Regions from separate parts of the Mus musculus genome. Here region 1 is linked to region 2. The links are chromatin loops, found by intact Hi-C in ENCODE. Cell type or tissue: heart. All regions are shown on one strand. Links, peaks and the distances in the headings refer to the core of each region. The heading gives the core; the rest is flanking DNA. Region 1 overlaps Nfkb1 (nuclear factor of kappa light polypeptide gene enhancer in B cells 1, p105). Region 2 has its middle 24 kb from the start of Nfkb1.

The links. A loop is a pair of places that touch in the nucleus more often than their neighbours do. Peaks named below come from ENCODE experiments on the same cell type or tissue, not always from the same donor. Only the 100,000 strongest peaks of a DNase experiment are listed, where the experiment ranks them.
Region 1: a loop joins it to region 2, with 2.0 times the contacts of the local background. A loop is called at or near these places in 6 of 42 quality-filtered maps.

Annotation. Positions count from the first base shown.
Region 1 is chr3:135,596,646-135,612,829 of GRCm38, reverse strand. Nfkb1 (nuclear factor of kappa light polypeptide gene enhancer in B cells 1, p105) reads left to right here. Exons shown (of 25, transcript NM_008689.2): 12 at 278-416; 13 at 4,535-4,678; 14 at 6,169-6,258; 15 at 7,585-7,773; 16 at 8,979-9,120; 17 at 11,290-11,404. Gm46827 (a long non-coding RNA gene) reads right to left here and starts at 4,406. Exons shown (of 3, transcript XR_001783992.2): 1 at 1,181-4,406; 2 at 741-778; 3 at 1-39. In heart, for the core only: no CTCF peak of the experiment used is centred there; no DNase peak of the experiment used is centred there; H3K27ac peaks cover 3,719 bases.
Region 2 is chr3:135,707,695-135,723,878 of GRCm38, reverse strand. No RefSeq gene overlaps it. Among named protein-coding and RNA genes, the nearest start is that of Nfkb1, 24 kb to the right of the region's middle. In heart, for the core only: a CTCF peak has its summit at 10,110 (motif pointing right); no DNase peak of the experiment used is centred there.

The sequences.
Region 1 (16,184 bases), core at 7,521-12,520, 110 kb after region 2:
TTGCTGCTAGCAGTGATCCTGGATGTTTTCAAGGCTAATCTGAAAGAGAAATGGCTGAGTCGCGTGATCCGCCATCATGCTGTTGTGTTTTACTTTCACGGGGGCAGTATAAGTGTGGGTATAAGGTACTAACTGGGAACTTTCTCCAGGTGCTGGGTTTGCACACACTTTATTTAAGTTCAGAGTATACATAGACGTGTATAGAATGTGCCTGATGCTCACCGACACTAGAAAACAAATGTCCTACACTAATGTTTGGGTCTTTTGCACCCTGCAGTTTGCCATTGTCTTCAAAACGCCAAAGTATAAGGATGTCAACATTACAAAGCCAGCTTCCGTGTTTGTTCAGCTTCGGAGGAAATCAGACCTGGAAACTAGTGAACCGAAACCCTTTCTCTACTACCCTGAAATCAAAGGTACCTGGGTGGTTTAGACTCTTGTGCTTGCTCTGAAAGACCAGTGGGCCCCTCCTCTACTCAGCCTCCCAGAAGCTGCTGCCTGGATGCCTGGATGCACGCTGCATAGTGTTAGGGGCAAGGAAGGTCATATGCCAAGGTCATGGAATTAGCCCCAGGAATTTATGTTACTATATTGCTGCCAAACTTATATGAGACTTAGACATTTGGCTATTGTTGGGTATTAGAATCTAGTATGGAGCCAGCAAGATGGGTAAAAGCACTTGCTGTCAGGGCTGACCTGAGCCTGAGTCCCAAAGCTGTGTGCTGAAAGGAGAGACGTACCTGCCAGAAGATGTGGGTGGTCCTCCACCAGGAGGGGGCTGGGCGGGGAAGAAAGGGAAAGTAAAAAAAAAAAAAAAAAGTAAGGATTTTTCAGCTACTCAGAAGCCCTTAAGAATTAACCAGAAGGCTTAGCCACTGTCCAGCCCAGAACTATAAAATGAGAAGGTCACTATACTTTCCTCACAAAAGACACCTCAGGAAAGGTGCACTATAGTTAAAATGCAGATTACGATTCTTTTTGACGTGCTAGACATCATATTCTCTGGGCCTTGTAGACACTAGGCAGCTGCTCTACCATTGAGCTGTAACCCTGGTTCTCAAATGATAAGTACCCAAAGGGAAGCATCCACAAACTGTATGAAATAGTTGAGGAGACAGTCCTGGATTCCTTGGTCTAAAGAATCAGCCAAAGAATTTCTCTTCAGTGGGAAGCCACTTACCACATTATGAAGGTGAATGGAAGTCAAGGCTCTGTTTATGAAAGAGAGATGTTCAGAGGCAGAGGTGTGGCAGCTGGTGTTTGTCCTGGGAGAAATGATTACTGTGAATCTGTGTGGACTGAGGAAGGTTGATTTAGGCGAGGGAGGCCAGGTCCACGCAGTGAAGCGTTTCTGTGGTAGCTGGAGGTTTTTGCTTTGACTCTGATGGCTAGGCCTGCCTGCTCACTGTCTGGAATGATGTGGTCAGAATGTTGCTAGAATTCAGTGGTGCCTCAGCAGAGTTAGAAAGGGTTCTAGCAGCCAGAAGTTAGCATCCAGCAGATACTTCTCTGTTGGTGCTGTGGAGACCTGGACCTTGGGTGAAGAGAAAGGAAGAGAGACTCGAGAGTCTCAGATTGTTCTAGGGTTTCCAGACTAGAAGTGTATGTATGGAGTGGTTAAGTGGATAAGAGGAACAAGGGAGAAGAGTCTGAGAATGAAAGAGAAGCTTAGTGTAAACATATTTCAGTTGGGGTCAAGTGCAGGAAGGGGGCCAGTCAAAGGCATGACTCAAGTGGGTGGGGGCTCAGCACTGAAGAGAATCCCGGCCCCACAGAGTTTAAGTGTAGGGACGCACAGTGCTGCCGTCAACCTCTCTGTACCTCTGTTTCGTAAGTTTTGTCTTGACGGCCATGGTTCTGAGAAGAGATCCATGAACTTGGAGGCTACACAAGGCCTGGGATCTGATAAAATCAGAAATGTCTGGCTCAGAGAGAATGGGGCTGGAGAGGATGTCACCAGGTACAGGGTCCTAGGTCCAGGGCCACCAAGGCCCCCAGGTATCGGTCCCTTGAAGGCAAAGCGTGATGGTGGCCAGGAGTTTCTGGGAGGCCATGTCTCTTTTTGAGGTATGGCCTCCCCATTCCTGGGTCAGGCTTATGGTGAGCTCTGTGGCTGGCCTACTTCCTTCCTCACCAGCTTGAGGTCTTCTAGATCCTTCTGTCCAGACAAGGCAACATGAAATTACTGCTTTACCTGAAGCCTCTGCCCTCTGAAAACAGGAAAAAAAGATTATTTTTCTAAGAAAAAAAAAAAAACAGTGTATCTCCTGAAATGTGCCTTTAAAAGAGCGTTGTCATTGCTGATGCAGAATCATGAGAAAAAGAAAAGAACTGCAGGTTCCCTGTGCAGGATGTGAGCCTTGAAACGCTGAGAGTTTGGTTGCCAGGCAACCTCTCCTGCTAGTGTCTGCATCTGAAGAGTACAGTAGACAAGGCCCAGCTTCCTGGGCACTCCACGCCAGCAGAGTGGGAGTTTTCTAATGCCTGGATTAGAGGATTGGGGTTCCCTGAAGTCCTGGTTACCTCACATCTTCTAGGTCATCATGAATACAAATGGTATACTTGAAATACAAATGAGGCTCCACCTACACACAGGATGGCTGAGGTACCTGTTGTGTTCCGTGTTTCTACACTGGAAACATTTTCTCTGTGAGATCCACAGTTCATCCACTGACTAAATGAATATAGCTATTGGTTTTGGTATAACTGGTGGGAAAACTTTATAAATATTTCTCCGAGCCATCAGTTAGAAAGTAGACAGTCTCTTCACCTCAGCCTCACTCCTTTCTGGCCGAAAGCCGTTTTCTTCCTAATCATCCTGGTGTGCCCAGGGTTGGTTTCCCAGGGACTGGCAAAGTCCACCATGCTCTCCTGCTTTCCCCATCAGCTGCAGTAGACAGTCCAACATAGTCCAAAAGTCCTTGTGCCACACCGTGGGGTGATGGAAACACCCACAGAACTAGAGAAGTAGGGATCTTTCTGAACATAGACCATGATGAAAGCCAGCATTAATCAGTCAGACACAGGACGATTGTTCAGTATTGGCCTATTTCCTGGATAGAAAGCACCATGTTGACTATTTAATGTAAACACAAAACCACCTTCACTTCTCAGCCCCAAAGACAAAGAAAACAAACAAACAAATATCTGCTAGGATACTCCCAGACCACAAAGGAACAGGAGCACCATGTCAGATCTCCCACACAGTGACAGGACTGAGAACATGGTGGCTGAAGATCACACGGGCCATGACAGAACTGAGGGCACATGGCTGTCGATCACATTGCAGTAACAGAATTAGGGGGGCTGTCTGGGTTAGTAAGGAACACAGACAGTGAAAGACAAGAGGAACACAGAACTCTGTGAAGAGCACCAAGATAAGTCTCGGAGCACCTGGACCTGGGCAGGCCACTGTCCCAGAGGTCACTCACTGTCCCAGAGGCCATCTTTATTTTGGAGTCCGAGATCTCAGGAGCCAAAACATCTCTGTACACCCTCTCTGTGTTTCTAGGATCGACATTATATCTCTTACCACAATAACCAGTAAGGACTCGGTCTCCATTGCCTCATGCCTGCACTGTCTTCCTTAGAGTTTGACTCTAGATGTCCTGTATACAGTGATAGATGTAGCTCCTAAAATGCTGTCCTCTATGTCATTCTCTGAGACATTCAGCAAGTCCCTCACATTCCTATCCCTGAGGCTCCTCAGCATGGGTGACCCCAGTCCTCCTTTAACCTTTATTATCAAAAGCACCCACCCATGTTATCCCTCTGAGAAGCCCTGTGTCTTCCCAGAATATCATGTTCTTCGGCCATAGTTGTTAGCCTTTATAGAGGCTTGTCATGCTGTAAATCTGTTTTCACGTGATTTCACATGATGGTATGATGCATACCACCATAATCCATCCCACTAAATCCCTCTTTGCCTTGAAATTGACGGTCCTTGACAGCAGAGATGTGTGTTATGTTTCTGTCCATCCCAGCACCTTGCTCAGTGTATGTACGGAATAAATGTAAGCTGGTTATTATAGTTGTCTTAGGTGAACAAGGACAACTGTTCTGAACGTTAGCTGGGTGTGGTGGTGCACACCTCTAATCCTAGTGTTCACGAGGCAAAGGCAGTTTTGAGTCTTGTTCAAAACCAAGCTAGTCTACATAGTGAGTTCCAGGCAGCTAGAGTTACATGGTGAGACCCTATCTCAAAATAAAGAAGTAAAAGTGCTTTAAAAAGAAAAAAATATGTGTATCTTTGGGTTATCTGAATCTTGAGAAGCAATGAGATCTCTCACCATCTTGTTAGCACTGGGAACTTAGGAGGGGGCGCTCAGGAGAGTTGGGTGTGTGCCGCACTGTGGTCTCTGAGGCGTGCTCTTGGTCTTCTCGTCCATTGGAATAAAAACCATGCTTCCTCCTCGGGTGCCTGTTATTTCCCTTTAATGCATTTAAAAATATCATGAGAATCAATCGTCTCTCTGCGGCTGCTGGTGGAACCCGATCAGTCTTTCCCCCCTGGTTTCCCTTCCTGTAAATACAGACAAAGAGGAAGTGCAAAGGAAACGCCAGAAGCTTATGCCGAACTTCTCGGACAGCTTCGGTGGCGGCAGTGGAGCGGGAGCCGGTGGTGGAGGCATGTTCGGTAGTGGCGGTGGCGGAGGGAGTACCGGAAGCCCTGGCCCAGGTACGAGAAACATCTCTTCTATCTAAAGCCTTTCATGAAGAGGAGGGGGTAGTTTTCTTTCCCAGGTTGCCAAACATGTCTGCCCATGGAGTGATGGTGTCATTACTAATTATTAGATTTCAATTAATGGAAAATTTCCTACAGATGTAAAAGAATTTTTGTTCTCAAAGAAATGTATGTCCAACTCAAGGCACAGCCACTCCCCACCCACCCACCCATCAAGTTTCACTTTCTGTGGTTTCAGTTACACGCGGTCAGCTTGAGTCTAAAAATATTACCATTGTGTTGACAGAGAGAGACCACACACACAAAACTGTCTTCACAGTCTGCTGTTGTGACTGCCCTATTACTCTGTGTTCTTGGTCTCCTTCTGTCTTTTTACGTTGTGAACTTTACCCAGGTCTGTATGCATCTGCAGTTTTAGGGATACACTGGGGGTCTCGGACGTTCTCTTTCAGGATAATATGTGTCTAGTCCCGAAAAGTGTAAGAAAAAAGTCAACTGAAGGGTTTCTGGAAGAAAACCTTTCTCAAATCATTTTTGAGTGTTTCCCTCCTCCCCCTCCCCTTTGCTTTTGGAGAAGCAGTTAGTCTATTATTCTGAGAAAATATTAAAACAACTATCATACCCACCGCATGGTAGATGGGTATAATATGCCTACACAGCATACTGTGGGCTGGAGACACTGTACTGTAAACAAACTGAGTCACAGAAAATCATGCCAGGGAAGCACTTCAATGGTGTGTAAACTACTGCTCCTAACTGCCACGCATACGGCACAGTCAGTATTTATGTGTTCCTCTCGGGTCCGGCTATGATCCCCGTGCGTGGATTTCCAGCCATCTAGTTACACTCAGTTTTTAAGCATCGTTGCATCATGCTTGTGGATGCTGAGTAACGCTGCTTTTGCCTCAGATCTAGCTAGCTTAAGCATTTCAATGGAAATACAGTTCTTATAGCAGCATAAGTGTGCTGTTTAATGACTCACACCTGTAGCGTAAGTGACTTGAATGCTGTTTCCTGTCTCCTGTGTAAAATAACTGTGCTGAGCATGGCCTTTCTTTATTCCAGATAACATGTAAATGCTTTAAATGTCAGAGAGTGTAGTGCTAAGTGCTGGCTGCCCCTCTAAATTTATCATTCATTTCTCCACTAAAGTATCATTATATTACGTATTGGGTTCTTCTCACCAGGGGTCTTCATATTTAACTATTTTTTCTGTAGGTCTAAGTCTTGGTGTGAGTACTTACCGTTAGCTTTTCCCTTCACCTGGAAGAAAGGGACCTGCTCAGCCTTAAGTCCTCCAAGCTGCTAGTCTGGGCACTGCCTGTTTGTTCAGCTGTCTGTTTCCCACAGTGATTCTGCTAACTCTCGGGCAGAGCCAGCCTGTGTAGGCTTGTGCCTCCCCATGCCACAGCCTGCCTCCCTGAGTGGGTCCCCATACTGTTAACAATCTCCCTGATGTTCCCTTTGTCTCATTGCTGGTTCAGGGTATGGCTACTCGAACTACGGATTTCCTCCCTACGGTGGGATTACATTCCATCCCGGAGTCACGAAATCCAACGCAGGGGTCACCCATGGTAAGTCGGATCGGAATACCCAGAGCACTGCTCGGGCAACAGGATCATCTCTAAAAGCTTTGGAAAATTACTTTCCAATAAATTAATATTCTCAGGTTATTCTAGGACAGCATAAGGGACACCCCTGACACGTATTTGCTCATCACATTGTGTGGAAGCAGGACAGAGGCTCTAGACAAAAGATGAGACTTGACTACGCAAACACACAAATACCACCTTCACATCTGTCCCTTTACCCCAAGTCCTATCCTTCTGAAATCAGTTTTCATTTTGTAGGGTTGGCCTTTTCCACTCTTGGGCATCCTCTGAGTAGCTGTGGCTACAGGCTGCTCGTGGTTTATATAAAGCTGCATTCTTCTGTACCATGGAAATTATTCTATAAAGTCTTTCCATATATAATGCCAATTCATGCCAGATGCGTACATCACTGTAATCTTTTTTAAAGATTTTTAACTGGCATTGTCGTTTATCCTATAATCGGGTAACCATTCATCCCATAAAATAGAACTATTCTTTCCATTACCTATAACCTCATGACCCCTGTGCAAGGCCAGTGCTAGGCTTGGCACCTTCTGGACAGAGGTGAGGTTCAGAAACTTGACTTTCAGAAGACACTGTAGCAGGATTGGGTTTTGCTCCAGGTTTGCCCAGGAGTCTTACTGTCACTCTGTCACATAACGAGGTTCCTACAGCAACCACAGTCAGTCTAGTGATGGTGCCCTAGAGCCCTCCTGGCCACACAGAATGGAAATGAGCTCTGCTCGGCTCCCTTTCCCTTGCCACTCAGGATTAGGAAAGAAAATAACTGCTTTCGAGAACTTTCCAACTGGCTATCAGCGCACAGAACTTTATCTCATTTTTCTTCTTCACAGATAAACAAAATGAGATCCATGCCTTGTTTCTGTTTGGTTTTGTTTGAGAGAGAGAGAGAGAGAGAGAATATCACTGTGTAACCTTGACCTTCTGGGACATTGTGGGTGGAGCTCACTACAGCTGGCTACAGAATGAGTTTTGGGAAGGCAGGCTTTTAAATTGTTTCTGAATATTTAAAGTATTTCCGAAACATCCCAGGTTTTTTTGGTACACACCTTTAATCCCAGCACTTTTTGTGAGTTTAAGGCCAACCAAAGCTACACAGCAAGACCCTGTCTCAAAAAGTAAATAGAGAAGGAAATATAAACTATGTCCAGAACATATTATTTGTGTTATAAACATTTATAGTTTTCCATTTCCTGCAGATAAGCCTTCTTCCTATTTTCCTTTTTTCTGCCCTATGTTGAGACAGTGAGCTATAGCTTAATAGATTTTCTACGTTTTTTTCCCTAGGCACCATAAACACCAAATTTAAAAATGGCCCTAAAGATTGTGCCAAGAGTGATGACGAGGAGAGTCTGACTCTCCCTGAGAAGGAAACTGAAGGTGAAGGGCCCAGCCTGCCCATGGCCTGCACCAAGACGGAACCCATCGCCTTGGCATCCACCATGGAAGACAAGGAGCAGGACATGGGATTTCAGGGTAGGTGAGCTTGCCCACGAGGGCTTCCAGGGACAGCTAGGGTGGGGTTTCAGGGTAGGTGAGCAAGCCCACGAGGGCTTCCAGGGACAGCTGGGGTGGGGTTTCAGGGTAGGTGAGCAAGCCCACAAGGGCTTCCAGGGACAGCTGGGTAGGGGCAATTCTAGGTACAGGAAGCTGTCTCCAGAAGACAGGTTTCCTTCCTGTTAATCTAAAGCTGATGAGTCAGCATCTCCTCTGAGTGCTCTGCACCGTGCCCTGTGCCCTGCAAGAGAGGCGTCCTGTGGATCCAGTCATCTTTGCAGCCTCAGCTCTGATTATAAAGTGCAGAAACTTGCATGTACATTGCCTAGTCTGTGCAGTTCTGGGTATGAGAAGAGGCAACTCACTTTGTCCCTGGCCCAGGTAACAAGTCTCCATGTCCTTCGCGCACCTCCCTCCCAGCAGCCGGCTCAGCTGCCACACTGAAGACGTTTGCCTGAAAATGGGAGTTTTCCTTTATTCTCTTGTCCTCCTTGAAGAAGTAGAATTGAAAGGGAACGTTCCATCTGAGCAGGCCTCATTGGCATATGAGTCATGATTCTCGATCAGACGCCATCTGTAAAGAGATAGTAACTATTTACACATAGTGGCCGTACACATGGTTACTATCACATATTTTTTTCCCTTTTTTCTGTTTTTAAAATACTTCTTCTGAGATGCACAGTATATGTGTACAGAGCCATATGGAAACAGGGTAGATTTGCCCATTTGGGTTGAGGTTAGTCTGCTGTCCCTTGACCTTAAGATAATAAAATTTCCAAAACCCCTGGGGTTTCTGAGACTGCCTGGCACCCAAGGGTGTGTTTCCTCACTTTGACTCAGACAGGATTCCAGAAGAGACTTTGTTTGTAAAGTGATTGGCTATTTAAAATTATGGCAAAAGCCAAGTACCCTGAGATTGGTTGCTCCCCTTCAATCATAGACACTGATTGTTCTTCTCAAAATAGCAGATGTTTCTAGATTGTTCCTCACAGACACTTTAAAATCAACCTCTTAACTGTATTATCTGTCAGTGAGACAATGCCCGAAATGCCCGATTGTGCTTGTTCTAGTCAACACAATCCAGAGGCAGCAAAAGGAGCATTTTCAGCTAAAATGGTGTGCCATGCCGCACACGCGGGGCGAGCAAATGACACTCAGCTGTGCTTGTGGGCATTACCTTGCAGATAACCTCTTTCTTGAGAAGGCTCTGCAGCTCGCCAGGCGACACGCCAACGCCCTTTTCGACTACGCAGTGACGGGGGATGTGAAGATGTTGCTGGCCGTGCAACGCCATCTCACCGCCGTGCAGGATGAGAATGGGGACAGGTGAGTTGAGTGGGGACTGTTGCACAGCAAGCTCTGTTTCAGGACGGGGAAAGGCAAGGATACTGCCCCCACAAACTGCCTTTGAAAGGGAGCTGCCCTCATCTGACAAGACCTCGAGTATGCTGTCTCCCTAGGCAAGAAGGCTCAGATGTGTGTAATCATGCTAATTTTACACCCCTGCTTTGTGTACTAAAATAGTAATTGAGAAAATTATTGACAGCCCTGCAAAGTCCCTGAAGTGTTATTGTCATAGTGTACCCAAGAAAGCCAGGTAAGAACAACATTAGTAGAGTAACTAAGAGGAAATGCCATTCTCTCCTAGCTACTAGCTGCTTCTCTGTGGCCTCTGTTAAGGGTCACGAGGATGTGAGTGGGTCAGGCTCTGCCTCAGCTCCAGGCCAGGCTGTGTGGGAGTCTGACATTCCAGATGCCATGCCTGCTGTCTCTTCCTGAGGTTCTGTGCACATAGCTACCTGGCTCCTTCCTAAATGGTTCTCTTAGTCCTTCCATTGAGACTTCTGAAATGATCTAAAAGCCTATAAATATAGCCAGAGACAGCAGTCTTGAGATTCAAGTGCTTTATCTAAGTGATCCTAAAATAGCGTTAACACTGAAAAGAAGCCCTTTGCTGTGGAAGCATTCTGGAGTGCTGTGTGCTGAGTCTCAGTTTAAAAACAAAGCGCTTTAGGAGAATGCCAACCTCAGGGGTTTCGTACAAGGACCTTTGTCCTCGTCACTTGCAGTGTAACTAAGGATGTGGTATAACCGCTGGTCTTATCCTACACAGTACAAGAGGAACCCAGACGACCTTCTGTGAAAAAAGCTCTGAATAACAGAAGGCGCCTTTAGAAGGAAATCATCCAGTTAGCATTCAATAGCAAATAACCACAAAACAGAGCAGATAACCAGAGCAGGACACCGGTGCTCCAAGGGTCATCTTTAAGGACTGGCGAAATTCATGAGTAGTGAGGGCGAGTGGATTAAGCAATTAGGAAGTGAGATGCTGCTGTCTGAAGGAGAGGCTGTGGAAAGGGATGCCAGGCACATGCAGTCCAGCAAGTGTGTGCAGAGGAATGCAGGAATGTGTGTGTAAGGACCTGGGTGTTCATGGGGCAGCTGAGACACTGGCCTTCATTCCCAAGTGGGTACAATACCCAGAGCCTCGTCAAGCCAAGACTTAAACAAGCAGGCTCCGTGTAAGGTTAGGGGTATGAGACCTGGGAGACACAGAGGACCCACTCAGGAGTATACATAAGGGACTATTCTGGTTTCTCTTCTTTATTCATCTTGTCATATTTGGCTTATAATCTGGACCCTGTCACCATTAGTCATCATAGAAATACAATAAAGAGAAACTATAGAACCCTCTGGTATCGGGGAACTTCCCCCAGGGGTATGAAGATCTGAAGGGGAGGGGACGTGCTTCTGTGAAGTGCTGAGCTGCACATGGAAATGTTGAAGTAGCTTTTGAAGCCCTTTTACTCGACGTGTGTCTGTCCGCATCACCTCTCACAAGCCTCCTGTCAGGGTCCCATCAGGAGCACCACAGGAGCCTGAGGTGTGGCTGCGGTGCTTCTCGTCAAAGCGTGCGTGCTTCACTTGCAGTTAACACAGGCCTGGGGTCATCTAAAGAGGCCACCATGATCTTCCCTGAGAAGTATTGCTAAGTGAAATATCTCAGGGATAAATAACAAGACCTTGTTTAGAAATAGAAGTCACTTCTCATTGTTACGGAGGAAGAGAGCTCGGCAGCTGAGTTTTCCCAAGCTGCTCCTAAGCCTAGGCATTACCTTTCTTCATGGTCTTGTATGTCAGGGAGAGACCAGGGAGAGCTGCCAGGGACAGAGGCATGGAGACAGAGCTGGCTTGGAGCTTAATGCCATTTGGTTTCCGACCCGGCAGGTGCCTTTGCACTTCATGTGTCTGGTCAGATGTTAACACTCCGGGGGCAGGTGGGCACGATCAGTGTGTAGTAGCCTGCGATAGGCAGTGGAGAGGAAGTTCTCCAGAGAAATAATGTCACCTCTGATCAGTACATTCAGTACATGGTAGGGCCAAGGAAAGCTACACATAGTAGCTAGTCTTCAGCTCCAGTCATTTCTTGACATGTTTTTGTTTCTGTCGCTTGCTACATCCCCAGTTAATTATTGCCACTGTGTGTCATTCCAGTGTCTTACACTTAGCCATCATCCACCTCCACGCTCAGCTTGTGAGGGATCTGCTGGAAGTCACATCTGGTTTGATCTCTGATGACATCATCAACATGAGAAATGACCTGTATCAGGTAAGCAGCCACCACAAGGCCGTCGAGAAGAGAAAAGGTTGCCTTAGTAACACGTGCGTGAGCTGTTCTCAGTGATGGGAAACAGGAAAACAGCATCTTCTCAGAAGTGGCATCTTAAAAGCATCCTTAGTTGGGAATGTCATTTTACAGAGAGATGGGTTGGGATCACGGGTTTGATGGCAATCACACTCCATGGAAATTCACCATCTTCTAGAAAAGGCAGACTTTAAGACCTAGAAGTCAGAGTTGATAAAGTTTTGAGGGCAAACCTTAGAGGGGAAAAAGTCACAGCTGTCAGGAGAGACATGTTAAAAAGAAATCCAAGTTTCAAAAGCCAGAGTTACAGAGACAAAGTTTGGAGCTGAGATGAAAGGATGGACCATCCAGAGACTGTCCCAGCCGGGGATCCATCCCATAATCAGCCACAAAACGCAGACACTATTGCATATGCCTGCAAGATTTTGCGGAAAGGACCCTGATATAGCTGTTTCTTGTGAGGCTATGCTGGGGCCTAGCAAACACACAAGTGGATGCTCACAGTCAGCTATTGGATGGATCACAGGGCTCCAAATGGAGGAGCTAGAGAAAACACCCAAGGAGCTGAAGGGGTCTGCAACCCTATAGGTGGAACAACAATATGAACTAACCAATACCCCCAGAGCTCATGTCTCTAGCTGCATATGTAGCAGAAAATGGCATAGTCGACCATCACTGGAAAGAGAGGCCCCTTGGTCTTACAAACTTTATATGCCCCAGTACAGGGGAACGCCAGGGCCAAGAAGCAGGAGTGGGTAGGTAGGGGAGCAGGGCGGGAGGAGGGTATAGGGGACTTTCGGGATAGCATTTGAAATGCAAATGAAGAAAATACCTAATAAAAAATTGGAAAAAAAGAATATTTTCAAATTAAAAAAAAAAAAGAATTTTGAGGTCTGCGGAAGGAAGGGTATTCGCACAGCAACTGGATCAAGTGTATGTCAAAGAAAGGCTCTGAGGTCAGCTCCTGGAGAGGTGAAAGGCTGTAAGAACAGGAAGAGGCACCTCAGAGTCCCATCCAGCTCAGGTGTGAGAAGGTAAGGGAGCCCCGAAAACTCCAGAGGAAACTACCTGGAGATGGCACAGTGAGCTGAGGACAGAGGCAGATGGTAGGGCAAAGCAAACCAGAAACTCCACTGGCAGACACAGTCTGGGAGCTGTGGCCTGGCCCAGGATGGTGGCCTGCTCTACGGCTCCTTCCTCTCTCACCTCTATTTCTCTCCAACCCTTTTGTGCCCCTACCCCTCTCTCTGGGCCTGTTGGTCTTATCCTCTTGTTGGCTTCTAAGTTCCTCTGCACTCTCTTGCCCAGAGTGTCATTCTGATCCCCACAGCCAGGCCCATGCTGAGACCTCTGCTTCCAGGTCATATTGCTTTCATTGAAAAACTGTGGCCAGCAACCGTGAATAATTTGTTATTTAGAAGAGATGAGATGAGAACTAGTGGAATTCTTACTTGTTTGTTTGTTTGTTTGTGATGTTTTTTGTTGTTGTTGTTGGTTTTTTTGGTTTGGTTTGGTGCTTGGGACTGTACCCAAAGCTGAGCACAAACCCTTCCAGCAATCTACAACCATGTTACTCCATTTTTAAAACAAGTTATTCAAGTTGTTATCTCTTCTTATCCATGCTTCTCTCTGTCTCCCTCTGTGTCTCTCTCTGTCTCTCTCTTGTCTGTCTGTCTGTCTCTGTGTGTGTGTGTATCCCTCTCTATCAATCTCTCTCTGTCTCTCTGTCTCTCTCTTTCTCTCCCTGTGTCTGTGTATCTCTCTCTATCAATCTCTCTCTGTCTCTCTGTCTCTCTCTTTCTCTCCCTGTGTCTGTGTATCTCTCTCTATCAATCTCTCTCTGTCATTCTGTCTCCGTCTCTCCCCCCCCCCCAATGTGTGTGTATCTCTCTCTGTTGATCTCTCTCTAGCGTACCCAGGCTGGCACTGAGCCATCAGTGTCCTACCTCAGCCTCCCAAATCATAGGCTTGACAAGCATGTGCCTGGCATGTTATCTCATTTTTAATTTAAAAAAAAATCATTATTTTAGAAGAAATTAAAAAGAAACAAAGAGATGACTCAGTGGACGAAGTATCTGCTGTACAAGTGTGAAGACCATGTTCAGATCCCCAGACCATCGCCAGCCAGATTTAGTACCACACCCCCCCACACCCCGCCCCCGCCCCCCCCTCCCCAGTCAGGGCAGGAGACAAGCATCTTGCATATGCGGGGGGGGGGGGGGGGGGACAAAAGACCCTGCCTTATAACCTTGCACAAGGCAGGGGGCAGTACACACGTTGCCCTCTGACCTCATGCACGTCCCTGCACCCACACACTCAGAGAAGGAAAGAAGGGAAGGAGAGAGGGAAGGAAGAAAGGAGGGAGGGAGGGAGGGAGGAAAGGAAGGAAACTAACTGCACATACACACTAAAACAAAAGAGCTAAAAAAATTTTATTTTAAAGGAAATCATTAAATTCTTATTTTTTAATACAATATTTTAAAGTTACTTTGAAAATATGAATTGGAGGCTGGAAGTGGCTCACATGCTTAAAGCCTTGAGTTCGTTCGCTCCCCACACCAAAGAAAAGGCTGAAGCTGTTAGTTCGTTGGCCTGTAGCTCTCAGACTTTTCCGTTTTCAGAGGAGCACAGCTGCTTTCTGCACAGCACTCTGCACTTCTCTGTCTGCAGTGATTCCTATCCAGGGGAGATGACTAGGCTAAGGTGTTATTTTAGATGTGTTCTTCAAGATCTGTCTTCCTCGGGCTTCCATGCCATCTTGGGATACTATTGGTATTTGGAAAGTCATTGGGCCCCGAAAGTTGAATTCTCCAAACTTTTAGGCAGATGGCACTTTTTAAAAACTTTGTATTGATTCTCTGTGAGTTTTGCATCTTTTTTTTTTTTTTTTTTTTTTTTTTTTTTGGGTTTTCGAGACAGGGTTTCTCTGTGTAGCCCTGGCTGTCCTGGCACTCACTTTGTAGACTAGGCATCATGCACCCCAGTCCCACTCATCTCCCTGTCCCCTCATATCTGCCCTCTGCCCTTGCAGCCTCCCTCCCACAAAATAAACACTCAAGTAACAGGAAAGACAAAAACAAAAAAAGCATAGAGAACATCTCGATGTGGGAGCGATAGTGTGTCACCGGGCATCCCACAGTGTATCCCTCTGTCCACACATCTTCACTTGCAATGAGTGTTTGGTTCTCTGTGACACGGTAATTCTGAGTTCCCCAAAGTATAAGCTTTTATGTTATTTCAAGATTATGCTTATACTGAATTTACAATAATAACAAACATGTGGCAAAAGTGAGAGCCTGAGAACTAACGACATAAAAGGCTGTGTCACATGCCGGAGAATGCAAGAAGAGAACGCAGTTTAAAGACTCACACTTGGGCTAGTCTAGAGAGTGGGTGGGTTCCAACAGGGATCTGATAGTGACAGATGGTCACAGAAATGTACTATGGTTAGTGGAAGATGTTTGGGGAGAATGTTTGAGATAATTTACAAATAATCCAAATTACTTAGAGAACTGTATACTTTTCTGCCAAGAATAGTTATTATGTCATGCATGATGGTGCATATCTATAATTCCAGCCCAGAGGAGTCTGAGGCAGGAGGATTGTTGTGAGTTTTGGGCCATTCTGGCCTGTACAGTGGGTTCCAATTTTGTCTGTATTATATTATAGGGTCTTGTTTAAACAACAAGAACAACAACAACACAAAACCAAACAAGCAAAGAAAAAAAACCCTCCAAATTAAAAAGAAACTAGTTCCCAAGCTGGGTGTGGGGCACACATTTGTATTTCTAACACCCAAGAAGACACAGGAGGACTGACAGCTTCATGTCAATCTGGGCTACACAGCAAGTTCTGGGCCAGCCTCAAACACAGGAAGACCCTCTCTCAAACAAAACAAAGCAAAACAACTCCACAAAGCCAAACAAAGAAACCCAAAAGTTATGAGAATCACAAACGCTGCCTGTCTATGTCCTTGAGGCTAAGAAGCTGGTATGGCAGGGAATGTTTGTGCCCATTAACTGAGTGAAGCCAAGGTGGGAAAAACTGGGGAGAAAGGTCTGAGGGCTCCAAATCAGAGCAGCTTTGCCTTGAGCTCAGGGGAGAGGTTCCATCCACAAAGAGCTGGGTCGCACACAATAGAGCCTGCTTCCGCAGATCCTATCACCAACAGCCAGCAGGGCTTCCTGAATCCAACCTCCAGCAGCCGAGGGAAGCAGGTTTTGCAAAGAGGATTGGGAAGTAGCAACTTCCTCTTCTTCAGTTTATTCTTATACTTGTGATGGTTAAAAATGCAATCTGCCACTTGTCTGCTATGAGGTAGCCTGGGTGCAGGGGTGATGCCTTCCTCCACCTCGCCTCTCACTACCTGTGCAGGCAGTCAGGAGAGCTGGCCTGGGGTCATGCAAGGGGGTGAGCTAGCCCTGTCCTTCACAGGCTTTCGAGAGCAGGCCTTGCATCTAGCCTGTGCTGCAGAGTAGAGAGGACCCTCGTGGAGGGAGCACAGTGAGCAGCCCTGAGGGTGTGAGAGCAGGAGAACTGGCCCTGCCCCTCACTCACAGGCTGTAGTGTATGGGAGAGTGGGTCCTGCCCTTTGGGCAGCACAGTGGAGCCAGCTCTGGAGGCATAGGGAGATCCGACAGCTCCCTATTTCCAGATGTGACTGTTGCATGTATACAGGAAGAGTGCTCTTCCAGTGTTGGCTACAGACAGCTGCTCTGGGAAGACATGTATTCTTTAGTGTGCT
Region 2 (16,184 bases), core at 7,128-12,127:
TCCGTACAGCCAAGACACAGTAAGGGAGTCTCAGATAGAGGATTACTAAGGTAAAAGACATAGAGGGGTCATTAAGACGATATCGACGGAGAATTTCCCACGAAGCTGGGCTGGACAAGACCACACAGGCACAAAGACAAAAGAGGAAACCTCATTCGGAGCTCAGGAGACCTCATGAAAGTTTGTTCAAAGTTGTTATAAAAAGAAAGAGAAAAATTGTCTGGTGTGAGTAGATGTCCCATAATGCAGTTAGGTCAAATGTCTGAAAGAATTTCTTGCCTGTTTGTCTCTGGTTTTCTTGTTTGCTGTTCAGTGATGTAGGCTAGCTATCTGTTTCTTTGGTAGAAGTAAACTTGTAATACGAATACATGACAAGTAACGTTCCAAAACTTTGAAGTTTTCTTTTAACCAGTTCCTAATATATGTGAATGCCGGAAGTCTATCAGGCTTTTTTTTTAATTGGTTATTTTATTTATTTATATTTCAAATGTTATCCCCCTCCTCAAACACCCTATCCGCTCCCCCTCCCTCTGCTTCTATGAGGGTGCTCCCCCACCCACCGACTCATGCCTCACTACCCTAGCATTCCCCCCATGCTGGGGCATTGAGCCTCCACAGAACCAAAGGCCTCCACTTCCATTGATGCCAGACCAGGCCATCCTCTGCTACATATGCAGCTGGAGCCATGGGTCACTCCACTTGTACTCTTTGGTTGGTGGTTTTGCCCTGGGAGCTCTGGGGAGTCCAGTTAGTTGATATTGTTGCTCTTCCTATAGGGTCTCAGTCCCCTTCAGCTCCTTCAGTCCTTCCCATAACTCCTTCATCGGGGTCCCTGCAGTTAGTCCGATGTTTGGCTGCTATCATCCACATCTGTATTGGCCATGCTCTGGTAGAGCCTCTTAGGGGACAGCCATACCAGGCTCCAGTCAGCAAGCACTTCTTGGCGTAAAGTAGTGTCTGGGTTTGGTGGCTGCAGATGGGATGGATCCCCAGGTGGGGCAGTCTCTGGATGGCCTTTCCTTCAGTCTCTATTCCACTCTTTGTCCCTGTACTTCCTTTAGACAGGAGCAATTCTGGGTTAATATTTTTGAGATTCCTGGGTGGCCCCATCTCTCAATCAGGGGCCGTGCCTAACCTCTGGATATGATCTCTACAGGGTCTCTCTCCCCTTTGTAAGCTTGATGAAAAGAAAAAAACACCTGTTATAGTCCTCTAACTTTGTGCTTTACGAACAAAACTGAATGCTTCCCACATTACCCCTGGACTGCTTTTGCAGTGTTTGGGGCTGTGACCCGTATCTCCAGAACACTGGCCAGGTGGTCCTCGAGGCCCTAGGCACATTGGAGTGTATTTTAGAAACATTGGCTCCTACTTTCAAGTTGCATGAGAATCTCCACACTGCCACAGGCAGTGAGAATTAACCATCTAGTAGTGAATGCTCAGCCTGGTTTCGTTCTAACTGACTCACTTAGGAGCAAGGCAGTAGCTCTGCCACTGCTGTTGTTCATTGGAGTTTTCTACGCAGTCATTGAACCATTCACCAGGTGTTTGCTTAGTCATTTTCTTCACTGAACTTCTTTCCTGTCTTAAGATGAAATAAGAGGCAAACATCATGGAAGACACAGGGTGAATAAGGGTGTTCTTATTATCTTAGTCAGGTGCAGCCTTTTCAAATTTTCCATCTTAGAAAATAGAAAACAAATGTGTGTGTGTGTGTGTGTGTGTGTGTGTGTGTGTGTGTGTGTGTGTGTGTGTGTGTGTGTTTGTCATTAGAAAGTTCCTTAGTAAAGTTGCTATGGTGTAGGAGAAAAACAAATCTCTCTTTTCTGACATAAATACCATTATTTTCTCTCTGCTACATACAACTCCTGACTTGCTCCTGCTGTCCTGCTTTTTCCCGGTGCAGTCTCTGTTCAAATCCTTTTCAGTGCTTTGATGTAATTAAAATAATTCCATTCAAAATTAATCCAATTAACTCTTTCTAACCAGTGATGTACAGACAAAGAAAATAATTTTTCCCAGGTCACATAGGGAAGTAAAGGACAGAGCTAAGGTTCAAGGACACCCAGCTCTGGCGTCTCTGGTGTCTCTACTTTAAAGATAAGACATAAACACTAGACACGGTTTTCCTAGTGACACATTACAGTTGTGTGCCCAGTGACTTATCATAGCCCTTAAAATCTTGCACATATATTCATCCAATTGGTCTGGGAACTTCCACTACTTTATAGTTCAATGTCTCTAATTTTATTTATCCTTAGCTCTGCAGCGTAAATATGTAACTTTCAGTGATAATTGGAAGTTAGTTTGCTTTGGTTTGTTGTTGTTGTTGTTGTTATTGTTGTTTTTGTTGGTTTAGAATCTTGATTTTTTTTTTTTTTGACAGAGTCTCCCTCTATATATAGGTTTGGCGAGCTGCTCTTCACCATGTGAACCAGGCTGGCCCAGAACTCACAGAGTTCTGCCTTTGCCATCCTCCACTGAGATTATAAGCGTATGCCACCACACCCAGAAGTTTGGGGGTGCTTTAAAAGTCAAGTCCACACTTTACAGTTATTAAATGTCAGATAAATTCACACTCATTGTCATTTATTGTCTCCTTAGACAAATGCACACTCATTTGGTAAGGCGCCCTTTTCTCTGACATCCCTTTTCCCTGTAATTGTCAGGCTTCCCCCAACGTCTCGACACATTTCTCTTAAGATGTACTTACCAGAGCCACAGCTGACATTACAGGTTTGTACCTAGAAGGACGTTGTAGACAGGCAGGGAGTTCCTTTTTCCCCTTTGCCTCTCTGATGATGAATGTTCTTGACCTTTGGGGCCATTGACACAGTCTTGGCTTTTCTTGGAACTCTGTCTCTGGGGTCACAATGTTATACCTCGGCACTGGCATAGAGTGGGAAGAACCTAGCTTGTAGATGGATGTCTCTGGCCCAGTCGAATCCTTGTCTATCTAATAAGCTTTGATTGTGGGAAATCCGCTTACATCTTAAGTCCTTCACCCACAATGTGGGGAAATGTTGAGCAACTCCACCCCCGATGCTGAGGAACCTACATACTGGAGTTCACAGTCTAGCTTGACTCTATGGCTCTACCTGGAACAGCTTCGCCTTTTGTGCCTTGGATCCCTCATCTGCAACTGAAAATTCAAACAGTAAAGTCTACTTTTCAAGCATCAGATGGTTGCCCGTGAAGCTATGTGAAAAGAGGAATTCTTATTCCCTGTTGGTGGTAATGTAAACTAGTTCAGTCACTATGGAAATCAGCATGGTGGTTTCTCAAACAATTAATAATAGAACTACCACATGAGGCAGCTATCCCACTCACTCATAATATCTATGCCCAGAAGACTGTAAGTCAGCATACCACAGAAATACTTGCACATTCATGTTTACTTTTGTGCTAGTCACAGCAGCAAGGACATACAAGGGCCTAGATTAGATGTCCATCCACAGATAAATATACAATGGGAAATATGGTGCTTGTATGCAGTATGATTTTTTTTTAGTCATAAAGAAAAATGAATGGAATTTGTAGGAAAATGGATGGTTCTGTAAAATATGATGTTAATCCAGGTAACAGAGTCAGAAAGACAAATATTAAGACATACTCTCTCTGATGTAGAGCCTAGTCTTTAACTTTGGTATGCTGTGTGTATATTCATGTATGTGTTTGAATATGACTATTGTCATGAAACTAGAAAGGGAACCATGAAAGGGGAAGAAGAGGGTTTAGGAAGGGAAGGAGGGTGTTAAGACACGTATGACATAAAGGTTGAAAGGGACAAGCCAGGGAGACCGAAAGTAAAACATATTATAATGAAAATGTCATAACGAATATGAATATAGTGAATATTACTTCCTATGCTAATTAAAAGAGAAGCAGAAAAAAGGTTTTCAGTAAAGTGCTTGCTGTGTCAACATGAGGATCTGAACTTGGATCCCCAGAACCTATATTATGAAAACCTACTTTAAAAGGCCAGGCATGGCAGCATACATCTGGAACACAAGTGCTGGTAGGCAGAAACCTATCATCAGCAAGCCACCCAAGCCACATTGATGAGTTCTGGAGAGAGCCTGTCTCAAAACTAAGATGGAGAAGTGATGGAGGAAGGCAGGTGGCATCAACCTGTGGCCTCCATCCATGGTCTGCATGCCCACACATGTGTACAATACACGCAAAAATAAGCATTAGCATACAAACAAAAAACAAACATTGCCCGGTGGTAAAAAGCCATCAGATGTGTTTACAGAGGAGAGCCCTCGGAGCACTTCTGGCACTGTTGGTTGTTATTACAGTACAAGGGTACTCAGAGGATGAAGTGTAGAGATCAAGAGTGTGGCTTGCTTGCTGAGCTGCTAACCAGACACTATTTTATCCGGGCACATACCTGCATGGAGCATTTACCACCTGCAAGTCACCATGCCAGGCGCAGGCATGTAGACAGTGGGAACACTGAATCATCCGTGCTAGGTCCGTTCTCATGAGAAAGGAAACAGTGAAACAGTAAATAAGTGATCAGAAAGATAACAGCAGGCTTCTGTGGGATAGATTCTGTGGGCTGGTGCTCTTCTACGCCAGGCGGCTGTGCTCCTTCAAGATAAGTCTTTGTGCTTAGGGAGCTCTCAGGCTCCAGAGCAGAACTGACTCCTCATTGAACTGCTACCTGAATAGTGTCACTATTAACTTAGAAAACCATCTAAATGATCTATAGCCGTGACATCCAGCTATGTTTGTGTAAATCCAAAGTCCAAGTCTTCACCACTTCATTCACACCCTTCTAGCAATTTCTACACACAGTGGTGAGTACCAGTTAAGACTGCTCTGGGAGGCCAGTGTGTTTTCTTTTCTTGCCGTCTCCTCTCTAAGGAGGCAGAGCTGGGCTCATCTGCAGGGGAGGATGTGGCCAAAGTGACTGTTTGCTGAAGGTGACCTGGAAGATACCTACTTTATAGACAGACAGACAGATTAGATAAATAAACAAATGAGGGAGAGATCCAGTCCCTTCCATAAATTTACACTAGATTGGTCTCAGAAAAACATTTCTTTTAAGACAGAACTGACTGACACCAGGTAATTACTTTCTCTTTCGCCAGTGGTTACAAAGTGGCAGGAAGTCTTTCTTAAAGGCAGTCCGGGGCGCACATGCCAAACTGCATTCTTTTAAATAAGAAAGCAGCATATGCAACATTTGAATAACCAACCAATTATTTTTAAAATTTATTTATTTATTCCCTTTACAACCCTATACCAGCCCTTCCTATCCTCCCAGTACCCCCTCACCCAAGTCTACCCCGTTCCCCTTCTGCTTCTCTTTTGAGAGAAGGGGGAGCCCCTCCCTCATACCCTGTGTCAACCCCTCCCACACACACATGAAGTTGCTTCAGGACTTGGCACATCCTCTCCCACTGAGGCCAGATAAGGTGTGTGGAATCCACAGGCAGACATGCAACAGACTCAGGGACAGGTCCCCCTGCTGCAAGTGTTTGGGGGACCCTCATAAAGATCAAGTTGCTCATCTGCTACATATGTGCCAGGATGCCTAGGTCCAGCCTGTCCTCGCTCTCTGGTTGGTGATTCTGTTTCCGAAAGCCCCCAAGGGTCCAGGTTAGTTGGCCCTGTTGATCTTTCTGTGGAGTCCCTGTCCTCTTCAGGTCCCTCAATCTTTCCCCCAACTCCATCTAACGTTTGGGTGTAAGTCTTGGTATCTCTTTCCTTTGGCTGTTGGGTGGAGCCTCTTTTTAAAATCCCAATCAAATTGTCCTTAAGGGGAGTTTCTCATATAAAAAAAAGCCCCCTGATTCACAGCTCGGGAATGGGAATTCACATAGTGTTTAAGCTTGAGCAATGCTTAGAATAGAAAAAAAGGAAACCAGGATGCGAAAAACTCTGGTTTTGCATAAGCTTAATCAGAAAGTAGCACCAAGTGTGGTCGGCCATAGAATAACTTCACTCAGAGAAACAAATCTCAGACAACAGGTCCCAGGGCGGTGTGGAAATAACAGTGGTGCCTAAGCTAACTTAAGACTGTACCTCCCAGTCACGGATGTGTACGCAAGGGGAGAAAGTGGGGAAGAGCCTCAAACATATGGGCACAGGGGAAAAATTCCTGAACAGAATAGCAATGGCTTGTGCTGTAAGATGGAGAATCAACAAATGGGACCTCATAAAATTGCAAAGCTTCTGTAAGGCAAAGGACACTGTCAATAGGACAGAAAGGCAACCAATAAATTGGGAAAAGATCTTTACCAATCATCCATCCAATAGAGGGCTAATATCCAGTATATGCAAAGAACTCAAGAGGTTAGACTCCAGAGAATCAAATAACCCTATTAAAAATGGGGTACAGGGCTAAACAAAGAATTCTCAACTGAGGAATATTAAATGGCCGAGAAGCACCTAAAGAAATGTTCAACATCCTTAGTCATCAGGGAAATACAAATCAAAACAACCCTGAGATTCCACCTCATACCAGTCAGAATGGCTAAAATCAAAAACTCAAGTGATAGCAGATGCTAGTGAGGATGTGAAGAAAGAGGAACACTCCTCCACGGCTGGTGGGATTGCAAGCTGGTACAACTCTGGAAATCAGTCTGGCGGTTCCTCATAAAATTGGACATAGTACTACCTGAGGACCCAGCTATACAACTCCTGGGCATATATCCAGAAGATGTTCCAACCGGTAAGAAGGACACATGCTCCACTATGTTCATAGCAGCCTTATTTATAATAGCCAGGAGCTGGAAAGAACCCAGATACCTCTCAAACGAAGAATAGATACAGAAAATGTGGTACATTTACACAATGGGATACTACTCAGCTATTAAAAATGATGAATTCATGAAATTCTTAGGCAAATGGATAGAACTAGAAAATATCATCCTGAGTGAGGTAACCCAATTGCAAAAGAACACACATGGTATGCACTCACTGATAAGTGGATATTAGCCCAAAAGCTCCAAATAACCAAGATACAATTCACAGACCACATGAAGCTCAATAAAAAGGAAGACCAAAGGGTGGATGTTTCGGTCCTTCTTAGAAGGAGAACAAAATACTCACAGGAGCAAATATGGAGACAAAGTATAGAGCAGAGACTAAAGGAAAGGCCATCCATAGACTGTCCCACATGGGGATTCATCCCGTATACCAGACACTATTGTAGATGCCAAGAAGTGCTTGCTGACAGGAGCCTGATATAGCTGTCTCCTGAGAGGCCCTGCCAGAGCCTGACAAATACAGAGGTGGATACTCGCAGCCAACCACTGGACTGAGCACAAGGGTCCCCAATAGAGGAGTTAAAGAAAGGACTGAAGGAGTTGAAAGGGTTTGCAACCCCATAGGAAAAACAACAATATCAACCAACCAGACCCCCCCCCCCCACAGAGCTCCCAGGGACTAAGCCATCAACAAAGGAGTACACATGACTCCAGCTGCATATGTTGCAGAGGATGGCCTTGTCATGCATCAATGGAAGGAGAGGTCCTTGGTCCGATGAAGGCTCGATAGATGCCCCAGTGTAGGGAAATAGAGGGCAGGGATGTGGGAGTGGGTGGGTAGAGAAACACCGACATAGAAACAGAGGGAGAGAGGATGGGGTAAGGGGTTTTCAGAAAAAGGGAGGAAACTGGGGAAGGGGATAACATTTGAAATGTAAATAAAGAAAATATCTAATAAAAGAAAAAATATATAATTATCATATAACGTACTTATATGTATATGTTATATTAATATATGTATATATAAAAATATATGTCATTATAGAGTGTATTAATATATAACATTAATATATTAGTGCAATGATATTATGCTAATATATCAATATAATTGATATTAATATATTGATACATCATGAAAATGTAATATAAGTAGATAAAATATAATTATAATATATAGTTTATATATAACAAGGATTGTATATTACATTATTATAATAACATATTATACTATAGAATTCTACAATATATAATTATATATTTTATATTATTATATGTGTTATAATATTATATTGATATATAATTACATAGATATATAAATATAATACATAACATACAATAATACTTATAATGTATGTGTTATACATAAACATTACATATAAAGAATAAATATATACATTATATAATGTGCATAATGTATATTTATATATTATGATATATGTGTTATTTCTTGTGTAATACATTATGTATAGTATATAACACATGTAAATTATATATATATAATTTTTTGAGAATGTCATACATGTATCTAATACAATCTGCTTCATCTCATTCCACATCCGCTATTACCTCCCTCCTGATCTCTGTCAACACGTACCCAACTCCTCCCTACAAGTTTGTTTCTCATATTCCTGTCTTTTCATTTTGTTTTTGTTTTTTTTTTGTGACCCACTAAGTTTAACCACAGTTGTCTGTGTGACAATGGGCCCATCAGAGCCTGGTTATGCTCATCAGTGGGTACACAAATGCAGGATAGGCCTCCCCTCTCCCAACATCCATCAGTAGCCAATAGTCTAGCAGAGAAAGATGGTGCCAGTGAGCTGGTCCCCATTCATAGTTGACTGGTGACAGGTGCAGTCTCCTGTAGGCCTAGTGAAAGGAAACACAAATACTGTGAGTTGGTGGTTGTAAAGATGGTGCCAGTGAGCTGGTCCCCATTCATAGTTGACTGGTGACAGGTGCAGTCTCCTGTAGGCCTAGTGAAAGGAAACACAAATACTGTGAGTTGGTGGTTGTAAAGTTGTGTCATGGCCAAAAGACATTTCTTCACTGCCCTCTTCCTTATCCTTAAGCCATCCTCCCTTTCCTCTGCGTCACTCCCTAGCAGACATGACACACGTGTCTTGCTTACCGTGGAGCCCTGAATGATCATTTAGTCTCAGCATCCTGAGCAGCCGTGAGTTTCTATATTCACCACTGTTCATTGCAAAGAGAAGCATCTCCAATTAAGGCTAAAAGTAGCATTTGTTTACGGGATGAGCTTAAATATTTAGGGGGTGTTTGGTGCTGTATCAGTTTAGCTAAACAGCAATAGGGAATTCAACATTCCTCACACACTCCTTGCTGAGGCTACAGATGCTGGTCTCTGATCTAGACTCTGGTCAATACCTTATACAAAGTACATATATGCTTACCACAATGTCTGTATCCATGCATAAGTTCAAACACCATTTCATATGTTAAACTGAAGACTCAGACATTAAAGAAGGCTAGAAACGCATTATCCATACTGACATTTCTAAGTGTATTGTATGCCAGGCCTTATCACTCAGTGATAACTAAAGCTCCAAAGGACCCCATTCTGGGCCACCCTAGTTTTTGACTCTTCTCCCTCCCAAGAGAACAGCAGGCATAAGAATTAAAAAGAATTTCCCGTATTTACAATTCAAAAGAAATCAACCATGTTCCTTGCCTTTTTTTTTCTTGATGTACTTTCCTAGGAACTCTGCAGTTCAGACCTTTACATTTTGAAAACAACTGGCAACTTCACCCAGTGAAGTGACATTGGTCTATTTTGTGTGAGCTAGTAAGAAAGTTTTAAAAGTGTTCATACACATGGCATAGTTTGTGAATGGAGTTAGATCATTTTAATTAAAATTAAAACAAATATGCACAGTAATGAATCAGCAAACTTTTCACCAAATTTGAACATAGCATGGCTGTATGGATGACAGGGCTTTTGTCTGCATCAAAAAAGTAGTCTCTCTCTCTCTGTCTCTCTCCGTCTCTGTCTCTCTCTGTCTCTCTGTCTCTCTCTGTCTCTCTGTCTCTCTCTGTCTCTCTGTCTCTCTCTCTCTGTCTCTGTCTGTCTCTCTCTGTCTCTCTCTGTCTGTCTCTCTCTGTCTCTGTCTCTCTCTGTCTCTGTCTCTCTCTGTCTCTCTCTCTCTGTCTCTCTCTCTCTCTCTCTCTCTTCTCTCGTGTGCATCAGCTAGTGTTCTAGCAGCATATTAAAATGACAACAAAATCACCAGCGAGTTTCAAATTCCATCAGATTGGACTTTCCAGTGACCCTTAACTGGATGAGTACAAACAGGAACGGAGAGCAAATATCTGAAAAGCATATTCACAAATAGCATCTGAATAAATTTCATTAAGCAGAGCTCACCTCTTCAAACAATACCAGGAGGGGGCAGCATATATTGTAGCTTGCAGAACTGGATCAAAGCACAGGTTCTTAGGAAAAAGTCAGATGCAGAGCCGGAAGCCAGGTGACACAGGGAAGCCATCAGAAGATATCAACTTTCAGGGATATGCAGAAGTCACTGCCGTTTGCAGAGAGAGAGAGAGAGAGAGAGAGAGAGAGAGGGAGGGAGGGAGGGAGGGAGGGAGGGAGGGAGGGAGGGAGGGAGGGAGGGAGGGAGGGAGGGAGGGAGAGAGTCACAAGGAGAGACCTAGACTCTTGTTGTGGTATGGATGACTAAAGTATAACCATGGAAATGTATCCACAAACAACTGGCTTCACACATACTTGTCAGAGGCTTGCCATCTGCAGAGTGGGAACACTTAGTAAATAATACTTCCTTTTCTTAACTCATTCCCCTAAGGAGAAATCTTTGTCCTGGCACAGTTGTTTCCTGGCCACCCCCTGAAAGTTCTAATTTTAATTACCTTACTTTTCTCATAGGAAAAAAGAAGCACATTTTAAAGGCACTTACCATAAATACCTGGGAAGAGATCTCAGACAAATCTGTCAGGGAAGTGATCAAAAATGCAGCCATTCTTGGACCTGAAACAACTCTTAGCTCAGCAGAGGAGAGCACATGCTGCTCTTTTTAATTTAAAGATTTATTTATTTATTTTATGTATATGAGTACACTGTAGCTGGTTGTAAGCCTTCCTGTGGTTGTTGGGAATTGAATTTTTAGGACCTCTGCTTGCTCCAGTCTGACCAACTCCGCTCTCACTCAGTCCTTGCTCGCTCTCACTCAGTCCTTGCTCGCTCCGGACCAAAGATTTATTTATTATTATACATAAGTACACTGTAGCTGACTTCAGATGCACCAGAAGAGGGCATCAGATCTCATTATGGGTGGTGTGTGAGCCACCATGTGGTTGCTGGGATTTGAACTCAGGACCTTCGGAAGAGCAGTCAGAACGCTTACCCGCTGAGCCATCTCTCCAGCCCTTGCATGTGCTGCTCTTACAGAGGACTCTGGTTGGATTCCCAGAAACACATGGCAGCTCGCAACCATCTGTAACTCCAGTTCAAGTGGATTTGATGTCCTCTTCTGACCTGCTCGGGGATCACACACCCATGTGGTGGGTATACATGCATGCAGACAAAACCCTCATACACATAAAATAGTGAAGTAAATAAATCTTTTCTAAAGGGGGCAGGGGTAAAGTGTTTCTTTCTAGCCATGGTGTCATAGGAACCACATTGTACTGGCTGGTTGTGTGTCAGTTTGACACAGGCTTGAGTCATCAGAGACAAGGGATTCTCAATTGAAAAAAATTTTTTCTTCTGTAAAACCTGACTTTAGGCAAGATTGTACAGCATTCTCTTAATTAGTGATTGATGTGGGAGGGCGGTTCCATCTGGGGCTGGTGGTCCTGGGTTCCATAGAAAGCAGGCTGAGCAAGCCACAAGGAGCAAGCTAGTAAGCGGCATCCCTCCACGGCTTCTGCATCAGCTCCTGCCTCCAGGTTCTTGGTCTGCTTGAGTTAGTAACCCTAAGATAGACATGTTACAAACAGAATAAATACTGCAAATGTGATGTTTCTTGTCAAGCTAGCCCCAGGTCCATACTCATTGTAAAATAAAACTATTGTGTTATTATTAATGGGTCTTCTATGCAGTAAAATATTCACATTTCACTGATTAAAACTATGAACAATTAGAATAAAATTTTCTTGATTTTAAAAGTATCATCATGTACATGTGTACTTATATGCTCAAAGCTTTCAGATATGTAGATTAAAAGCCTCACTTTCCTATAAAAGTAATATTATTATTGGAAACAGTCTCAATACCTTAGAAACCAAAATTTCTTCTAACGTAACGTCTCCCTTTGTTGCACCTTGCCAATTCTTCCCCTAAAATGAGCTAAAAATGAGCAAGTCATGATTCATGCATGGTTCAGAATGACTCAAAATTCTAAAGAACAGATGCCCCACTATAAATTTTTTTCCCAGAAAATAATACAAGTTTTCGACCCTAGTGACTTTCAAAAAAATCCACCAAATTCTATTTATACTAAGGTTTCAAAAGCAAAATATAGAGCTTAAAGGGGGAGACCGGACACCAAGAGATAATTTAACATTTTTACTTGACAGATGGGAAAATATTAATAATCCAACCAGTTATTCAGATTCCAAAGTTTAAGTGTGTTATTTTGAAATATTTATACCTATTGTATTTATACATATCTACTATATGTTATGTAGGAAATTTTTAAATATTCGGTGTGTTCCTTTGTTTTTAGGAGACTAAGGCTATATTGCTAAAACTGAAAATCAGCTATGACTTGCACGAGGCCATGTGTTTCATGACTTGATATGGCTGTTTCGGCTCAGGTGGACAGAATCTAGAACAAACTTGAGCAATAATTCCAACATTCATACCCGTGAATGGCTGAATAGGAGAGAAAATGCTATGACGGTGTAAATATTTGGAAGATCGAGCTGAGAAGAAGTTAAATGAGATAATACATTTTCATGGAAACACAAGCGCACTGTTATGAAGATAAAACAGCTCAGCGTTTGTAACAAGGAGGAAATGACAGAGAGATTCCCCTCTGGGGGAGGGAGCTTTCGGAAGCAGGTAAGACCAGCCTAAGATGTTTCTCCTCAACTTGTCATTAGAATTGCTGTGACCACAGATGTCTTATTAAACTAGCAATAGTTAAGCAAACTTAGAAAGCTTCTTGCCAAATTCGAGGTTGAGTTCTCACTAAACATGGTGTCAGCTTCTTCCACACTCTGTACAGAGCCAAATGGACCACACCAAAGCAGATGGGAAGATGCTACAACTCGATTTCCACTTAGAACTTTACCACCTTCATCTGTGTTTAGAATGGAGGAGCATGTGTGTATCTCTCAATCCCATAGGAACACCCCCACTGCACTCCAGCCAAGAGTAAGAGGGAGGCCTGGAAGCTTTAGACAAAAGCACATATGTTTAAGAGGAAAATGTGTATATTTAGTAAATATTTTCTGTGAACAGACATTTAACCTCATTTGAATTGTCCATGTGCTTTCCTTTTCTCTTTTGAGATGCATGGCTTTGACCCAGTGTTCCCTACATACCTACTTGTCGGTTTTACCAAAGAAATAAAAAAAGAAAAGATTCTGAGGGTGTGCCATTGGATTCAGCCCCCAACAAAATTGTGGCAATATAATAAGTGATCTTTTAAGCTGGTTTAGAGTATAGAATTCTACATAAGCGAAGAAAAGTTCTCCCAGGTTCTGAGAGAAAAACACCCAGAGCAAATGGAGCAAGAGTGTGGTGAAGACATCAATGTCCTATCAAAATCCCCCTGAAATCTAGAAAATCATGTATTTATTCCCGAAAGTGCATAAATTAACACCTAGCAAGTCCCAAGGGCTTCCATTGCATAGAGAAAGACTGGAGCTGGGAAGAAGGGGGCTGAAAGGTAAAGTTGTACATCCCCGGGCTTCTTCAAACACACTCCAGAGTTGGTAAGATGCACAATAAATTTGCATTTCAGCCACAAATTCAAATATAGCATAAGTACAATCCAGTTTTCCTTTTCCTGCAAATTAACTTCATATCCATTTCAAGTCGCTATTAAACTTTAGGTTCCCATCTTTGTTTTAAACAGTGTGATTTATAGAGCGCCATGGTGAGACGCTGGATATCTGTCAGCCACTCCCATGGGCACCTGCTAAGACATCTGTCAACGAATCTAGTCTTCATGCATTGAACATCACATCCCCGTAGGTGAGGGTACTCCAGGCACTTTCCACTATAGTATCAGTCTGGATCTGTTAGTCTTTCCCGTTTTAGGCAGAGACCATTCCTCAGAACTGTGTTTATGGGTCAGGACCTAAGGGCTCTTCCCAGAACACCAAGGGTAATATCCTCCCACCTGACTCCTCCCCAATCCACACACACTCTGTTTCTAATCTTAGAAATATTTTTCTAGAGCAATTGTGATAAAAACTGCATGGTACTGGTATAGAGACAGACAAGTAGACCAATGGAATAGAATTGAAGATCCAGAAATGAACCCACACACCTATGGTCACTTGATCTTCGACAAGGGAGCTAAAACCATCCAGTGGAAGAAAGACAGCATTTTCAACAATTGGTGCTGGCACAACTGGTTGTTATCGTGTAGAAGAATGCGAATCGATCCATACTTATCTCCTTGTACTAAGGTCAAATCTAAGTGGATCAAGGAACTTCACATAAAACCAGAGACACTGAAACTTATAGAGGAGAAAGTGGGGAAAAGCCTTGAAGATATGGGCACAGGGGAAAAATTCCTGAACAGAACAGCAATGGCTTGTGCTGTAAGATCGAGAATCGACAAATGGGACCTAATGAAACTCCAAAGTTTCTGCAAGGCAAAAGACACCGTCAATAAGACAAAAAGACCACCAACAGATTGGGAAAGGATCTTTACCTATCCTAAATCAGATAGGGGACTAATATCCAACATATATAAAGAACTCAAGAAGGTGGACTTCAGAAAATCAAATAACCCCATTAAAAAATGGGGCTCAGAACTGAACAAAGAATTCTCACCTGAGGAATACCGAATGGCAGAGAAGCACTTGAAAAAATGTTCAACATCCTTAATCATCAGGGAAATGCAAATCAAAACAACCCTGAGATTCCACCTCACACCAGTCAGAATGGCTAAGATCAAAAATTCAGGTGACAGCAGATGCTGGCGAGGATGTGGAGAAAGAGGAACACTCCTCCATTGTTGGTGGGAGTGCAGGCTTGTACAACCACTCTGGAAATCAGTCTGGCGGTTCCTCAGAAAACTGGACATAGTACTACCGGAGGATCCAGCAATACCTCTCCTGGGCATATATCCAGAAGATGCCCCAACAGGTAAGAAGGACACATGCTCCACTATGTTCATAGCAGCCTTATTTATAATAGCCAGAAGCTGGAAAGAACCTAGATGCCCCTCAACAGAGGAATGGATACAGAAAATGTGGTACATCTACACAATGGAGTACTACTCAGCTATTAAAAAGAATGAATTTATGAAATTCCTAGCCAAATGGATGGACCTGGAGGGCATCATCCTGAGTGAGGTAACACATTCACAAAGAAACTCACACAATATGTATTCACTGATAAGTGGATATTAGCCCCAAACCTAGGATACCCAAGATATAAGATATAATTTGCTAAACACATGAAACTCAAGGAGAATGAAGACTGAAGTGTGGACACTATGCCCCTCCTTAGATTTGGGAACAAAACACCCATGGAAGGAGTTACAGAGACGGAGTTTGGAGCTGAGATGAAAGGATGGACCATGTAGAGACTGCCATAGCCAGGGATCCACCCCATAATCAGCATCCAAACGCTGACACCATTGCATACACTAGCAAGATTTTATTGAAAGGACGCAGATGTAGCTGTCTCTTGTGAGACTATGCCGGGGCCCAGCAAACACAGAAGTGGATGCTCACAGTCAGCTAATGGATGGATCATAGGGCTCCCAATGGAGGAGCTAGAGAAAGTAGCCAAGGAGCTAAAGGGATCTGCAACCCTATAGGTGGAACAACATTATGAGCTAACCAGTACCCCGGAGCTCTTGACTCTAGCTGCATATATATCAAAAGATGGCCTAGTCGGCCATCACTGGAAAGAGAGGCCCATTGGACTTGCAAACTTTATATGCCCCAGTACAGGGGAATACCAGGGCCAAAAAGGGGGAGTGGGTGGGCAGGGGAGTGGGGGTGGGTGGATATAGGGGACTTTTGGTATAGCATTGGAAATGTAAATGAGTTAAATACCTAATAAAAAATGGAAAAAAAAAAGAAATATTTTTCAGTTCTGAGTGAGATAGGAGAATTTTTTTATTATTAGATAAGTTCTCTGATATCACAGAAACTCGCTATGAAGTTTAGGATGACCTTGAACTTCTTATCCTCCTGCCTCCACTTCCCAATGCTGGTGCTGGAATTTCACCTTCAGGCTTGACCACTAAATGCCTTCACCTGCTCAGCCATCTCATTGGTCTATATTACTAG